Linked DNA regions of Homo sapiens: region 1 is linked to region 2. Evidence: chromatin contacts called from ENCODE Hi-C or POLR2A ChIA-PET data. All regions are on one chromosome and are shown on one strand. Each heading gives the region's core, a stretch centred on a gene start or an enhancer-like site at or near the end of the contact. The rest is flanking DNA. Distances are from core to core; before and after follow the strand shown. Region 1 has its middle 32 kb from the start of UBTD2. Region 2 overlaps STK10 (serine/threonine kinase 10).

Region 1 (4,941 bases), core at 1,897-4,396, 250 kb before region 2:
ATGCCCAGCTAATTTTTGTATTTTTAGTAGAGACAGGGTTTCACCACGTTGGCCAAGCTGGTCTCGAACTCCTGACCTTAGGTGATCTGCCCGCCTCGGCCTCACAAAGTGCTGGGATTACAGTTGTGAGCCACCACGCCCAGTCCCTAGTACACTTCTGATTTATGTTTTCTAAATGTGAGACAATGTAATATGGTAACCAATTTGAGTTTCGGCAGATCTAAATTTTTGCCCTTAACGTGAAGACATAGTAGCACCTGCCTCATGGGGTAGTATAAGGATTACATGAGTTAATAGATGTAAAGTAGCTAGAAAGTGCTAGCACTGAAGTAAACTTCAGTTGATAGTAGCCTATCATTATCACTGTTATTGACATAATTTTAATAAAATTCGTTTGTATATAATTAGCTTTTGCTTACATATATTAATTACATGTCTGCATACATATACACAGACACACACATGAATTATCAAATACTTATATATGGTGGACATTTGTGATTTTAGCCACCCGTAATCTATTTTCCTTTCTTCAGGTAGTATTGCCCTCATTTTCCTTTGAGGAACCTCTTTTCCCTCTACTCTCAATCCATGTGATTTAGATGGGGCTAGCCTCACTCCTTGGTCCAAGAATGGGCATGTGAACCAGACCTCGCCAACCAGTACAGCCCAGTCTCCTGGCTACAACACGTGGCTCAGTCATGGACAGATGACCCAAGCCAAACCAATGAGACTTGATCCTTAGACCTTTGCTGGAGATTCTGAGGAAGAGGAGCTCTTTTTTTTTTTTGAGACGGAGTTTCACTCTTATTGCCCAGGCTGGAGTGCAATGCACGATCTCTGCTCACTGCAACCTCTGCCTCCTGGGTTCACCCGATTCTTCTGCCTCAGCCTCCCAAGTAGCTGGGATTACAGGCGCGAGACATCACGACCGGTTAATTTTTTGTATTTTTAGTAGAGACGGGGTTTCACCATGTTGGCCAGACTGGTCTCGAACTCCTGACCTCAGGTGATCCACCACCTCTCTCCCACTCCGCCTCCCAAAGTGCTGGGATTACAGCTGTGAGCCACCGCGCCCAACCTTGGGGAGCTCTTTTCTACTGTACTTGCCAAGCTGGCTGAATTTAGCCTACAGATGCTAGTAACCATATTGGTCATCTCAAGCGCAGAGCTTGCAGGAGAACAAAGCCTAATACAAAGGAAAGCAGAACAAAAATAGAGTGTAGGTGACACTGTTTGAAACTCTGCATCCAGCTGTGCCTGAAGGTGAATCAATGAACCAGCGATTTTCTTAAGTGACTGGGTTAAGTTTCTGTCACTGGCCACAAAAGAGTCTTAATAAACATATGGATTCAGGGAGCATGTTTATTTTCAATTTTTTTTTTTTTTTTTTTTTTTTTTGAGACGGAGTCTCACTCTGTCACCCAGGCTAGAGTGCAGTGGCGCGATCTCGGCTTACTGCAAACTCCGCCTCCCGGGTTCACGCCATTCTCCTCCCTCAGCCTCCCTAGTAGCTGGGACTACAGGCGCCTGCCACCACGCCCGGCTATTTTTTTTGTATTTTTAGTAGAGACGGGGTTTCACCGTGTTATCCAGGATGGTCTCCATCTCCTGACCTCGTGGTCCTCCCGCCTCAGCCTCCCAAAGTGCTGGGATTACAGGCGTGAGCCACCATGCCCGGCCCAATTTTTTTTTTTTTTAACCAGGCTGTTGCCGGGCACCGTGGCTTGTGCCTATAATCCCAACTCTTTGGGAGGCCGAGGTGGGCAGATCACCTGAGGTTGGGAGTTTGAGACCAGCCTGACCAACATGGAGAAACCCCATCTCTACTAAAAATACTAAATCAGCCAGGCATGGTGGCGTATGCCTGTAATCCCAGCTGCTCAGGAGGCTGAGGCTGGAGAATCGCGTGAACTCGGGAGGCGGAGGTTGCGGTGAGCCGAGATGGCGCCATTGCACTCCAGCCTGGGCAACTAAAGCAAAACTCCACCTCAAAATATATATATATAACAAAATAAAGTCAGGCTGTTAAAGGAAAAACTTGAGCTGAATTAAATTTAAGAGAGTTTAATTGAGCAAAAAACAATTCACCAATCAGGCAGCCCCAGAATCACAGTAGATTCAGAGAGACTCCAGGGATGCCTCATGGTCAGAACAAATTTATAGACAAAAAAAGGGAAGCGACATACAGAAATCAGAAGTGAGGTACAGAAACAGCCGGATTGGTTACAGGTTGGCGTTTGCCTTATTTGAACACAGTTTGAACACTCAGCAGTGTATGAGTGGTTGAAGGATGGCCACTGGGATTGGCCAGGACTCAGCTATTGTTACAGGCGCATACTCCTAAGTTAGGTTTTCAATCTTGTCTACTTACTAAGTTAGGTTGCAGTTTGTCCACAAAGACTCAAATAAAGACGTACAGAATCCTTCTCAGGCCATATGTAGTTTGGTTTCACAAGGCCTATTTAGAGATTACAAATTTCACCAAGTCCATTGAACAACTGGGTATTAAGGGCATTGTGGGGGTGTGCAGGGGACCATAAAGATGAGTAAGACTGTCCCTGACCTCAAGGTTCACCTCTAGAAGGGAATATAGACAAAGCAACTCCACTTTACAGTCATGCTGTTACCGGAAAGGGGTCTCGGTCCCCAAGAGAGGGGTCTCGGTCCCCAAGAGAGGGTTCTCGGATCTCACGCAAGAAAGAATTCAGGGAAAGTCCACAGAGTAGAGTGAAAGCAAGTTTATTAGGAAAGTAAAGGAATGAACGAATGGCTACTCTATAGACAGAGCAGCCCTGAGGGCTGCTGTTTGCCCATTTTTATGGCTATTCCCTGATGATATGCTAAACAAGGAGTGGATTATTCATGCCTCCCATTTTTAGACCATATAGGGTAACTCCCTGACATTGCCATGGCATTTGTATACTGTCATGATGCTGATGGGAGTGTAGTAGTGAGGATGACCAGAGATCACTCTCGTGGCCTTCTTGGTTTTGGTGGGTTTTTGCCGGCTTCTTCACTGCAACCTGTTTTATCAGCAAGGTCTTTATGATCTGTGTTTGTGCTGACCTCCTATCTCATCCTGTGACTCAGGATGCCTTAACAGTCTGGGAATGAAGCCCAGCAGGTCTTAGCCTCACTTTACTCAGCTCCTATTCAAGACAGAGTTGTTCTGGTTCACACACCTCTGACAATATCACGATCCGTGTTGCACTTGAGAGATTATGAGCACAGTAGAAGAACAAAGACAGGGAAGATCAATTCTGACCCAGGGTTGTCTGGGAGAGAAGGGAGTGTGGGTGCTTTAACTGTACAATAATTTCCAGACATTTAACAGTGCTCTCTTGCCTGGATTCTGGAAGTCATTCTGAGAATGCCTGTTTTCATTAGATTTTAATCACCCACAGGTCATATATTCCTTTAACGAATGCCTGATGACACCATGCAGAATGAAATGCGCTTTACTGCCTGCTTGGAATGTGTGCAGGCCTGCCTCATGGACCCCTAGAAGTTTCCTTCCAAAAGCAGTCCAGGTATGGTGAGAGGGAGGAATGGGGAGAACAGAAGCCCTATCTCTTACATACCTATACAGGGAGTGTACAACTCAGTTTGGTCCCTGGCCTCCTGTTGTCAGAGGGTGTGTAATTTCAGCTGGGTGGGGCTATGAGGTAAAGATTTCATGTCTGCCACTGCTTGGCTTTTTTTTTTTTTTTTTCTGAGACGGAGTCTCGCTCTGTCGCCCAGGCTGGAGTGCAGTGACGCGATCTCAGCTCACTGCAAGCTCCGCTTCCCAGGTTCACGCCACTGCTTGCTTTTGAAAGGTCTACCCACCCATAGCTCCAATGCATGAAACGCTTCATATAGCTTTGCTGCTTACAGCTCCTCAGTTACTCCTCACTTGCCGGGGATCAAGCCTAAGCCTTTTTTTTTTTTTTTTTTTTTTGAGATGGCATCTCACTCTGTCCCCCAGGCTGGAGTGCAGTAGCGCGATCTTGGTTCACCGCAACCTCTGCCTCCCGGGGTTCAAGCGATTCTCTCGTCTAAGCCTTCCGAGTAAAAGGGATTACAGGCACCTGACACCACACCCAGCTAATTTTTGTATGTTTAATAGAGACAAGGTTTCACCATGTTGGACAGCCTGGTCTCAAACTCCTGACCTCAAGTGATTCGCCTGCCTCAGCCTCCAGTGCTGGGATTACAGGAGTGAGCCACCTCGCCCAGCCCTAAGTCTTTTAATATGGCACACAAGGATGCTTCTTTATGAGTTAACACTGAGTACTTGGGAGACAAAGACAAATAAAACCTTTCCTACCCTCAAGTGAGAGAAACTCAACTGAGACTTACAGGAAATAAAATTTAAAACTACTGACTTACGAAACTGAAAATTCCACGGGGTAGATTCAAGCATTGCTGAATTTGGCTCAGATTATTTCTCAGGGGTTGGATTCTTCCTCTTTCTCAGCTGTATTTTCCTCTATGTTAGTGTCCCGCTTGGGTAGGCTCTCGCCAACTGGAGAGCAGCCCCAATTTTTTCCCTTTTAGGGACTCCAAGCAGCTGCAAGTTTACTTCCTCCAAAATTCATGGGCAGAAGAAAAGGCTCTTCTAAACAATTGGTTGGCAGGGCATGGTGGCTCATACCTGTAATCCCAGCACTTTGGAGGCCAAGGCAGGTGGATCACTTAAGGTCAGGAGTTTAAGGCCAGCCTGGCCAACATGGTGAAACCCTGTCTCTACTAAAAATACAAAAATTAGCTGGGTGTGGTGGCAGGTGCCTGTAATCCCAGCTACTCGGGAGGCTGAGGCAGGAGAATTGCTTGGACCCGAGAAACAGAGGTTGGAGTGAGCCAAGATCGTGCCACTGCACTCCAGTCTAGGCAACAGAGTGAGACTCCGTCTCAAAAAAAAAAAAAAAAAAACAAATTAACAATTTATTGGTTATT
Region 2 (5,599 bases), core at 2,345-4,844:
CTTTTTAATTTCCTTTGCAACTTCCTCTTTGACCCAGGTTATTTAAAAGCTTGTTGTTTAATTTTAAAATGTTTTGGGGCTCTCATATCTTTCTCTTATTGTTTTTTAGTTTGATTTCATTATGATCAAATCAAATAACATATATATATAGATATATAGATATATAGATATATATTTTTTTGAGGTGGAATTTTGCTCTTGTCGCCCAGGCTGGAGTGCAATGGCATGATCTCGGCTCACTGCAACCTCTGCCTCCCGGGTTCAAGTGATTCTCCTGCCTCAGCCCCCCAAGTAGCTGGGATTACAGGCACATGCCACCACACCCAGCTAATTTTTGTATTTTTAGTAGAGACAGGGTTTCACCATGTTGGCCAGGCTGGTCTTGAACTCTTGACCTCAGGTGATCCACATGCCTCAGCCTCCCAAAGTGCTGGGATTACAGGCATGAGCCACCACGCCCGGCCCATATATTTTTTAAGATTTCAGTTTTTAAAAATGTATTATGGCTTGTTTTATGGTCCGGGATGTGGTCTGTGTTGCTGAGTGTTCCGTGTGCACTTGAAAAGGATGTGTATTCTGCTGTTGTTGAGTGGAGTATTCTATAAATGTCAAGTAGGTCAACTTAATTGATAGTATTGTTCAGGTCTTCTCTATTCTTACTGATTTTCTGACCACTTGTTCTACTGGCTACTGAGAAAGGAATGTTAACATCTCCAACTGTAATTGTGGATTTATCTATTTCTCATTCAGTTCTGTCAGCTTTTGTTTCACATTTTTGAAATTATTTTGTTATTTTAAATAGTCACATTTTCTTTTATTTATTTATTTGTTTATTTTCTTTGCAATGGAAGTCTAACTATGTTGCCCAGAGTGCCCTCAAACTCCTGGGCTCAAGTGATCCTCCTCAGCCTCCTAGACTTTAGCTAAGACTAAAATAGTCATATTTTCTTAGTGAACTGAGTCTTCCTTTTATAATTATATAATGCCCATCATTATTCCTGATAATATTCCTTGTTCTGAAGTCTACCTTGTCTAATAAATAGCCAATCCTACTTTCTTTTGATAAGTGTTTGCATACAGTATCTTTTCCCATCCTTTCAATTTAACCTGTCTAAATCTTTATATTTAACATGGGTTTCTTGTTGACAGCATATAGTTGTGCTTTCATTTTTTTTAATCCCATCTGAAAATCTTTGTTTTTTAGTAGAGGTGTTTATGGCATTTATATTTAATTAAATTATTACCTGTTTTGTCTCCTTTGGTTTTTGTTCCTCTCTTCCCTGTTTTTCTACCTCCTTTTGAAGTATTTGAATATTTTTAGTATTATTTTTTAATTCATGAATTAGTTTATATTTTATGTGTGTGTGTGTGTTTGTGTTTAATGGTTGCTCTGGGGCATTATAATATACATACCTATCTCAGCATCTATTTAGAGTTGATATTGTAATTCTTTAAGTAAAATGTACCTTTACAACCATGTAAATTTCTTGATACTTTCTCAATTTTGTTATAATTGTCACGTTTTTGGTTTTGTTTTTTTTTTTTGAGGCAGAGTCTTGCTCTGTCGCCCAGGCTGAAGTGCAATGGTATGATCTTGGCTCACTGCAACCTCTGCCTCCTGGGTTCAAGCAGTTCTCATGCCTAGAGACAGGGTTTCACCATGTTGGCCAGGCTGGTCTTGCCTGGCCTCAAGCAATCCGCCCACCTCAGCCTCCCAAAGTGCTGGCATTACAGGTGTGAGCCACCACACCTGGCCTATCACATGTATTATATCTACATATATTAAAAACCATACCAGACAATGTGACAACTTTTGCTTTAAATGGTCATTGAGATTTTAAAGATCTTAAGGGAAAAAGTGTTGATTATGTTTATCCAGATATTTACCATTTCTGTCACTCTTTCTTTTTTACTGAAGATACAAGTTTTCTTCTCAGCTCACTTCTTTTCAACCTGAAGAACTTCCAATGTAGCCTTTCTTCCTGACCACAAAGTTTCCTACTTTCCTTCATCTGAAAATGTCTTTATTTTACTTTCATTTCTGAAGGATAGTTTCACTAGACATACCTATCTCAGCACTTTTTTTTTTTGAGACAGAGTCTCGCTCTGTCGCCCAGACTGGAGTGCAGTGGTGTGATCTCGGCTCACTGCAACCTGTGCCTCCCGGGTTCAAGCAGTTCTCTGCTTCAGCCTCCTGAGTAGCTGGGATTACAGGCGCCTGTCACCATACCCAGCTAATTTTTTTGTATTTTTAGTAGAGACAGGGTTTCACCATCTTGGCCAGGCTTGTCTTGAATTCCTGACCTCGTGATCCACCCGCCTTAGCCTCCCCAAGTGCTGGGATTACAGGCGTGAGCCACCGCGCCCGGCCCTTCTTTCAGCACTTTAAGGATGATACTCCGGTGGCTTTTGGCCTCCCTAGTGTCTGTTGGGGAATCCATGGTCACTGGAGTCATTATTTTCCTGTGTTAATATGTCACATTTCTCTTAACTACTCTCCTGAATTTTTTTAGTGTTTGGTTTTCAAGTTTTATTATGATATGTATGAGGGTGGTTTTCTTTTAATTTAACCTGTTTGGGTTTCATTGAGCTTTTGATAATTTTCCCATAAGTTCCTGAAACCTTCCTCTTTTTCATCTTTTTTTCTCTCTATCATTCATATTATATAATCTTTATTAATCAGTCTTCAAATGAATGACCCTCCTCTGTGATCACCATTCCACTATTGTTTTATTTTAATTTCAGACATTGTATTGTTTAGTTTTAAATTTTCTAATTTTTTAAAAAATAGTTTTTCTGGGCTGTGAACTTTCATCTTTCCATACTTGAAATATTAAAGGGCTTTACCTCATGGAGTACAGTTATAATAGCTGCTTTAAAGTTTCTTTCTGCCAGTCCCAACATCTGTGTCATCCCGGAGCTGACATCTATTGATTGCCTTTTTCTTTGAAAATTGGTTCTATTTCCTGATTCTTTGTATGTAGAGTAATTTTTTATTGTTTCCTTGGCATTTTATTCTATTTATTTATTTATTTATTTATTTATTTATTTATTTATTCTATTTATTTATTTAGAGACAGGGTCTTGCTCTGTTGCCCAGGATGGAGTGCAGTGGTGCAGTCACAGCTCACTGCAGCCTCAACCTCCTGGGCTAAAGTGATCCTCCCACTTCAGCCTCCTGAGTAGCTGAGACTACAGGTGCACTGGCACCACACCCAGCTAGTTTTTTGTATTAATATTTTCTGTAGAGACGGGTTTTTGCCATGTTGCCCAGGTTGGTCTCGAACTCCTGAGCTCAGGTGATCCACCCAGCCTCCCAAAGTGCTGGGATTACAGGTGTGAGCCACCGTGCCTGGCTATCCCTGACATTTCAGTGTTATGTTCTGTAGACTGTGGGTCCGTATTATAATCTTTTGAAGAATGTAGATGTTTTTTGTTTAACAGGAAACCCTGCAGACCACAGGTTCTGTCTGATCTTCTGTGGGTAGTGGTTTCAGTGTTAGTTTAGTTGGGTCTTTGCTTTTTTTGTTTTTTGCTATACTGCTTGGCACCTGTCTCACTCATACTCAGCTCAGGGGTGAATCTCTGTGTTCACACACACAGTTAGGAATTTCCCTTTTCCTGCGCTCTTCTCTTTGTTTTTGAGACGGAGTCTCGCTCTGTCCCTCAGGCTGGAAGTTCAATGGTATGATCTCGGCTCACTGCAACCTACGCCGCCTGAGTTCAAGTGATTCTCATGCCTCCTTCCCAAGGAGCTGGGATAACTGGCATGTGCCACCACACCCGGCTGATTTTTGTATTTTTAGTAGAGACAGGGTTTCACCATGTTGCCCAAGGCTGGTCTTGAACTCCTGACCTCAAGTGATCCACCTTTCTCGGCCTCCCAAAGTGCTGGGATTACAGGCGTGAGCCACTCCGCCTGGCCTTCTGTGCCCTTCTCTTTGGGATTCATCCCATACTCACTGGACTGCACAGGCCTCTTTTCCTGGTTCTCTGGCCAGAAACACAAGGTTTCTTACAGAGTTTTAGCCAGCTTTTCTACTGCACTACTGGGCAGGTCTGGAATTGGTGCAAAGCCAGGAGAGCAAAAGGGTGAAAAAAAAAATAGGAAACTTATCCCCTGTACCAGTCTTGTCTGCAAGTTTTGACTCCCCTTCGTGCCACCTGCTTTTGTTTGGTTTTCAGAGTCCTCAAGTAGCTGCTTTCATATTTGATGCAGAGTTTTCACTGTAATTATCAGGAGACACAGCCTGTCTTGGCTTACCTCACCATGCCAGAACTCCCTGGAATGCTCTCTTTTTGATCACAGGCGGGCCTTTCCCCCCATCAGATGCTCTTAAGAGCCCTCTGTCAATGCAGGTTTTGGGTTATTAGGCACCTGTGAAGGTGTGGGTTTCTTGGGAAGGAACTGTCTGAGGAACTCTAAGGTCCTTAGAGAGAAGTGTCATGGATCTCTTCTCCCTCCTGTTATAAAAGACAGAAACCCAATCCCAGCTGGCTTAAGAAGGAAAGAACACTTGCTGGCGTCTGACCAGGAGGGCAGGAGTGTTGCCAGGGATTCTTCTTCTCATCTCTGGACATTGCTTCCCTGTGCTGAGTTCATCTCAGGCAGTCCCCTCCAGGGGCTGACAAGGTGACTCACCTTGGCCTTCATCCCTCCAGTTTAACAACCCCAGAGGACAGCAGGTAGCTTTTCTTCAGTAGTTCCAGCAAACGTCCCAAAGCTCACACTGGACCAGTGAGGGTCACGTGCTTATCTCTGAATCAGTTCCTGAGGCTAAGGGCATGGAATATGCTGCTTGGCCAGCCTGGATCAGATGCTCAGCCCAGGGCCAGCGGGGGTAGGGATGTCAGTTCACCTGGACCTCAGGGGCTGACAAGGGGGATACTAAAGTATGCATTCTCGGCCAGGCGCGGTGGCACATGCCTGTAATCCCTGCACTTTGGGAGGCCCAGGCAGGCAGATCACTTGAGGTCAGGAGTTTGAGACCAGCCTGGCCAACATGGTGAAACCCCATCTCTACTAAAAATACAAAAATTAGCCAGGTGTGGTGGTGCACACTTGTAATGCCAGCTACTTGGAAGGCTTAGGCAGGAGAATTGCTTGATTCCATCTCAAAAAAAAAAAAAAAAAAAAGTGCATTTTCAGCCCGGCTAGTGTTACCCTAAAGGAAGCAAAATAACTGAAATATGACAATGGTTTGTCAGATTGACGATATTGTCTGTTGGACTAGTATTTCATGGGGGGAGAGGGATTAGGGAAAAATGTCTAAAAGAACTTCTGTAGGGACTGTAATTTTTTAAAAAGGTTGAGAAACACTTCCCTGCAGGAAACTGAGGTGCTGTTACCAGAAGAGGGGGGTGGATACCAAGCTGCTGAAAACAGCACCTGCCCACTCTGGGGGAGTTGGAAGCTGAAACCAGCGGCAGGCAGGAGTAGGCCAGTGTGGAGCACCTGCTCAGAGGGGCTTGGTGGGGAGCCGCGTAGGGTGCTGGCCGCTGCAAAGCTGAGCCTCTTCTTTGGTTTCTCTGGCCCGGGGGTTCTGCGTTGAAGATTATACTGTAGGAAGCATGGAGAGGACCCTGACCCAGCTACTCT

Evidence for each region. Hi-C counts contacts between places; a loop is a spot of excess contacts on that map. ChIA-PET counts read pairs that join two places held with the same protein, here RNA polymerase II (POLR2A). Pooled maps may share reads with other maps.
Region 1: a loop to region 2 is called in a pooled map, with 2.1 times the contacts of the local background. The contact joins two enhancer-like sites. A Hi-C loop is called at or near these places in 1 of 50 pooled maps. POLR2A ChIA-PET finds 5 or more read pairs at or near these places in 6 of 52 experiments (K562, T-cell, WTC11 and 2 more).

Annotation. Positions count from the first base shown.
Region 1 is chr5:172,313,621-172,318,561 of GRCh38, reverse strand. No RefSeq gene overlaps it. Among named protein-coding and RNA genes, the nearest start is that of UBTD2, 32 kb to the right of the region's middle. RefSeq lists enhancers at 2,633-2,722, 2,753-2,842. Within about 2 kb of position 3,146, at least 4 of the 41 ENCODE cell types and tissues checked have a DNase peak (open chromatin) inside an H3K27ac peak, as active enhancers do.
Region 2 is chr5:172,064,831-172,070,429 of GRCh38, reverse strand. The region is part of intron 12 of STK10 (serine/threonine kinase 10); the gene reads left to right. Among named protein-coding and RNA genes, the nearest start is that of FBXW11, 61 kb to the right of the region's middle. RefSeq lists an enhancer at 3,612-3,661. Within about 2 kb of position 3,594, at least 3 of the 41 ENCODE cell types and tissues checked have a DNase peak (open chromatin) inside an H3K27ac peak, as active enhancers do.